Regions from separate parts of the Homo sapiens genome. Here region 1 is linked to region 2. Evidence: chromatin loops called from intact Hi-C (ENCODE). Cell type or tissue: prostate gland. All regions are shown on one strand. Links, peaks and the distances in the headings refer to the core of each region. The heading gives the core; the rest is flanking DNA.

Region 1 (2,923 bases), core at 109-2,608, 110 kb before region 2:
AAGGAATTTCATTGCTTCTGATTTATTTCCCATTTGTGACCTAATTCCTTATCACGATGGGCCTGCGCAACTTAAAACACATTGCTATCTCTTGTGGTTCCTGAGGCCCCAGCCCAGATGTCAGAATGGAGGCCAGTGTTCCTTCAGGGCACAGACGTGTACCACTTGGAATGACTACAAAGAACTGCTGGGATTGAGAACTTCTCTCCTGGGGTGTACAAGGGGCCAAGAGAAAGGTCAGAGCTCAGGGGGTGGCTCGCATGATGTACACATGTGGGATCAGCGTGGGAAGGTGACAACTCGGAAGGGTCATACAAACCCTAAACACAAATGCAGTACTCCAGCTGTCTTCCTGGAGTCATCCTGACAGGTAGAGACTGGGGAGCTGCAAGAGTGCATCTTTACGTGAATTGAGTCATATTTGCACACGCACACAGATGGCGCTCCCTGCAGAGGAGTCCTCGGGGTAGAAGCAGGACAGACAAGAAGCCAGGCAGACAGGAGCATGAGCCTCCTGCCTCCCAGCATCCACCCAACTTGCACATGCAAGTCCCTTGACTCTGCAACAGGTAGACCTGGGTTCAAATCCCCACCCTGCCATCTTTTGCACATTACTTGCCCAGGGTTGTTTGAGTTTCAGTCTCCTGGGGTTTAAAGTGGGGATGATGACGAGGTTGTTGTGACTGAAGAAGATAATGCATATAAATCACACTGATGATTACTCGGGGGCTAGAGATGCATCCTTCACACTCCCCCAGAGCTCACATCAAGGAAGCTTTTCCTATGCTAGGGCTGGGGGTGGGTGAGGAGACAGGCTTTCGCTGAAAAGGCATGACCAGAGAATAAACAGCAGGAACCACTCTCTCTTAAACACAGTGATCCCAGGGGAGGGGCCTTCATGTGGAGATTCTCATGAGTCTTACTCTGTTCTGCTTCAGTCTCTGAGGCTCCTGGCCTGGATTTCGCCCATTTACCGTGTGACTCCTTCCCACCAAAGTCCCGCTTTCTTCTCCTGTGACCCCAAGACACTGACAAAACAGCTCCCATCTCCCATTTCCATCCTCAGGCTCAGAGAGCCATGGCTGACTCCAGGCTGCCTGGGTGAATTCCTGAGACAGAGCCAGTTTACAGTGATCATTTGCAGGCTCTGAACTAAGGAACCTCAAAAGTGGACACTCACATGTGATCAAAGTGGACACCCAGGCACACAGTCTCCCTGCGTTTCCTTTCTCCTTATTTGTCTGGAGGAGCCAGGAGTGGGCGGGCTGCAAGCTGCGATGGTCTGGATGATTCATTTCCTCCTCAGAGTCAAGAGCTGCGTGTTGGTGTCAGCGTGAGGCCCACAAGGGGGGAGCCGAGGGCCTCTGAAGCAAAACATTAAGTGGGGTACAATGAAATGAAACATTTATTGAGCATCAGTTTATAAGTTCTTTAAGGAAGAAAGGAGCAAGCGAGAGAAAAGAGTCATTTTGCCATTTTATCCATTTATTATGTACAATATTAAGGCACAAGTTTAAGCAGCAAAGGAGAGGAAAATCTTTGGCTGACCAACAGCATCAATATTTGCTGTGGGGGACAGGCAGTGTTCTTGGAATCCCCACACTGGTACACAGACCCATTTGGCTGTATGGCCATGTACATCACCCCTCAATACAGACTGGCAATATGAAGACGTCAAACGTTACAGCCAGATACCAGTCTGCTGGGAAGAGCCGGCACGAGCACGGCACACTGCCACCAAGCACAGCGACACACACACACAGAGCAGGTTGGAGGGCAGCGGCAGCAGGACAGCTGAAATCGGGTGCCCATGCTTACCACTGTTTCACAGAATTTTACACAATTCTGTAAGTGCTCATGGAGGAGGAGGCTCCCTGTTCCTCCTCAAAAGGAAAAAAAACAAAAAACAAAAAAACACCTTGATTCAAATAAAACCAATGTGGATATATTTGCTTACATTCCGTTTTGTAATAAATACTTACAGGTGTCTCTATGTGAACAGACTCCTAGGCACAATCACATGTAAACACAACACCGGGCATCCAGACTTTGGGGGCTGATACAAGAAAACGCTGTATATGTAGTTCAATATAGAGAGAGCAGTATTCTAATTCTGTGAAGAAGCAAAGTTTCATGACAAAGAAACACCCCAGTCACATCATAACATGACAATAACATGCACTAAAGTAAACACAGTTTTACAGAATACCTACCAGATGTTTATATGAATGATTATGCACTTATATCTGTAGTGTATGCAGAGATGTGAACACATAGGAGGCATGGCAAGAGAATTGATTTTTAAAAATCTGTGTGCTAATGAGGATGATCCCCCCTTGAAGTGGACACTTTGAGAGGCTCTGAGGCCAAAGACTCATTCCAAGAAATTTCTTAGGGATTTTTTTAGAAACAAAAATGGTGTAACTTACCTTAATTGCCATCTTTTTTCATCCAACTGTGCTATCAAGCACTTGAGATTATTTCCAGAACTTAAATCCATCCTCAAAGGAGGAGGATTTCTCATCTCTAAGGGTAAACCAAAGGAACATGCCAAGCCCTGAAGGCCATTCTAGTAGAAGAGTTCCCAAGATATTTTTACTTGGCAGCACTATAGTCAATGAGCACATAGTCTCCCAAAAGACACCTTTTAAGGAGGGCGGGGTGAGATGAACACTTTGATCTTCTGTATGTTAGGAAAAGAAATTCCCACAAACAACCCTATAGTCATACCTCATATGTATGCACTCACTTATACACATGTCTTTATATACCATTAAATTACTAAGTGAGAAAAGGGTATACTACTTAAGAGAAAGAGGAAAAATTGCTCATTTGTTCCAGGAGAAATTCACTACTGAAATGCTAACTTTTGCATTTCCCCAGCCGACCAATTTCTGGTAACTTCTTAATTACTTTGCCTATC
Region 2 (2,923 bases), core at 136-2,635:
CAGGTTTGAACAGTGCAGGTCAACTTACACACAGATCTTCCTCCACCTCTGCCACCCTGAACCAGCAAGCCCAACCCACCCCCTTCTTCCTCCTCCTCAGCCTACTCAATGTGAAGATGACAAGGATGAAGACTTTTATGATGATCATCTCTGCCTTGTGATTTTCTTAATAACATTTTCTTTTCTATAGCTTATTATTTATTGTAAGAATACAGTATTAATACATATAACATATGAAATATGTGTTAATCAACTGTTTATATTATCGGTAAGGCTTCCAGTCAACAGTAGGCTATTAGCAGTTAAGTTTTTGGGGAGTCAGAAGTTATATTTGGATTTTCAACTGTGTGAGGGGGTCAGCGCCCGTGACTCCTGCATTGTTCAAGGGTCAACTCTAGTGTGTTTTTTCCTGCCTTTTTCTAAATATAAAATAATATTCTCAAATAAGCTTTTTCACACAGCACATGCCTCCTCTGAAGATTCTGACACATGCCCTGCCCTGCAAACTGTTGGCAGGAGCATAATTCAGGGAATACTGGCAGTGTCTAAAGCAGAGAGTACTGAGTGTACATTGTCGTAAGGAGAGGAAAGGGCAAGGGGATGAGCCTTTGTCAGGACCAGATGGTCTCAGAGTGAAAGAATGAAAAACAAAAAGGAGGACAATGTGGAGGGCAAGTGGGAAGATACACAAGGTACGACACTTGTGTAGTTCTGGAAATATCAGGTGCCTGTGGATGAAGAAACTGCTCCTGGAACAAATAAAATGTTATGCAACAGAAGAGATCATTTGAACACCCTGCTCCATTTGAAGCTTATCAAGGACTCTGTGTGGATTATGAAAAAAGTTTCCCAACAAATATTTATTAAGTACCTACTGAGGACCAGGCTCTGTGCTACCATGCTACATAGGTAGTTTGGCGGGATCGTTAAGTTATAGATCTGAGGCCTGTTTGTCGGGATGTTTTTCGTTTCACACCCATAGTGACACACCAGTCTCTTCTGGCTTGACTGCTTTCTCCTGTAAGCATATTACCTAATATGCACTAAACACATAATTTTATCTATATAAACACAAGAAACTGAGGATAGATATGCTGATGTCCAGAGAAAATGCACCTGTACCAAATGGGGTAAGGAAGAAGAGTAGAGACGTTGGCCCCAAACAAACTGGTGTCAGACCCGGACTGAGACAGACCAGCTGTAAATATAAAGATTCCGACATGGAGTAGATATTCGATACATGACAGTTATTCTAAACATTATTTGCTACTACTACTACGGAAACCTTGGGAGTACTGAAAACTCATAATACTTTTTTGGCTGATGTTATTGCAGGGTTTCTCAACCCTGGCCCTCTGACATTTGGGGCTGATGATTCTTTGTTGTGAGAGACTGCCCAGTGCATTGTAGGGATGGCCTCTACCCACTAGATGCCAGTGGCAACCACCCCCTCTACCTTCATTTATGAAAACAAAAACTGTCTCCAGACATTGCCAAATGTCCCCTAGGGGGCAAAATTGCCTCTGATTGAGAACCACTGAGTTAGTTGATTAATTGATGTTACCCACTTTAAAAGAAGCTCCCAAGCTTCTAATCATATTGATCATTCCATTGAGATACTGGGTGAATCTAATTGCATACTAATAGCAGCTTCAGTTCCATCCACCCTATAATATATCATTCTATTATGATTGCTTCCCTTTCCTCTTTTCATGAGCAAAAAAACTAATCATGTTTTCCTCTCTGATTTCCAGTGATGATATAGACACATTTTTGTTTCTAAAACTGGAATCATACTGAGTTTCTAAAACAACATAAAGCCACTATTAAAAATAAGGAGTTTCACAATAGCTGAAGTTCAGAATGTTCACCCTAAAGAACCCTTGTAATCCCCATTTTGAAAGTAATTATTGGATGTTTATACTGAAAACATATATTTTCAGTTCATAGAAAGAACAGTGAGAGAAATGACCCCTCCACAACCTGTTCAGCAATTTTAGTTCTTCTCTCTCCAGAATATGCACTACAGACCAACAGGTCTTACACCTTTTTAAAAGCCAAGGAAAGACAGAGAAGTGGGGAAATTCTCACCATTCCTAATGGCTCCAGACACTCTAGATGGTTCCATTCAGGAGAAAAATTTGTTTTACAGCATAAACTCAAAGTGAGGGAAGAAGTTAAAATTCATGTCTTAAATGTTCTATAAGTTATTGATCAAGAAATCAGAAAGCATTTATTGCATCTCAGCCATAGAGCCAGTATCATGCTAGGTACAAGTCTTCAGAAAAGTCCAAAGTATGGATTGGGAGAGAGAGAGGAATAATTAAAAATAACTAGAAAAAAATTAGAAATAACTAGAAAAAATAAAGTCCTGGGCCAGGCGCAGTCGCTCATGCCTGTAATCCCAGCACTTTGGGAGGCCAGGGGGTGCGGATCACTTGAGGTCATGAGTTGGAGACCAGCCTGGCCAACATGGTGAAACCCTGTCTCTACTAAAAATACAAAAATTAGCCAGGCATGGTGGCAGGTGCCTGTAATCCAAGCTACTCAGGAGACGGAGGCAGGAAAATCACTTAAACCTGGGAGGCGGAGGTTGCAGTGAGCCGAGATCACGCCACTGCACTCCAGCCTGGGTAACAGAGCAAGACTCTGTCTAAAAAAAAAAAAAAGAAAAGAAAAAAGAAAAAAATTAAGTCCTAAACAGAGGATTAACTGAAAGGACAATAAAGTTTGAAAGAAGGCAAAGTATGTGAGAACTATAATGGTTCATTCATTCATTCAGAAATATTGGCCGAGCACATTGACTTATTCCTGTAATCCCAGCACTTTGGGAGGCCAAGACGGGAAGATCGCTTGACACCAGGAGTTCAAGACCAGCCTGAGCAACACAGTCAGACCCTGTCCCTACAAAAAATAAAAATAA

Evidence for each region. Peaks named below come from ENCODE experiments on the same cell type or tissue, not always from the same donor. Only the 100,000 strongest peaks of a DNase experiment are listed, where the experiment ranks them.
Region 1: it touches region 2 in a loop (2.6-fold over the local background); 7 of 110 quality-filtered maps call a loop at or near these places.

The regions. Positions count from the first base shown.
Region 1 is chr11:94,875,213-94,878,135 of GRCh38, reverse strand. AMOTL1 (angiomotin like 1) reads right to left here. Exons shown (of 13, transcript NM_130847.3): 13 at 1,388-2,923. Among named protein-coding and RNA genes, the nearest start is that of CWC15, 97 kb to the left of the region's middle. RefSeq lists an enhancer at 1,201-1,712. In prostate gland, for the core only: no CTCF peak of the experiment used is centred there; a DNase peak (open chromatin) is centred at 1,265; H3K27ac peaks cover 1,468 bases.
Region 2 is chr11:94,760,940-94,763,862 of GRCh38, reverse strand. It overlaps a transcript of AMOTL1 not described here. Among named protein-coding and RNA genes, the nearest start is that of AMOTL1, 6.0 kb to the left of the region's middle. In prostate gland, for the core only: a CTCF peak has its summit at 1,486 (motif pointing right); no DNase peak of the experiment used is centred there.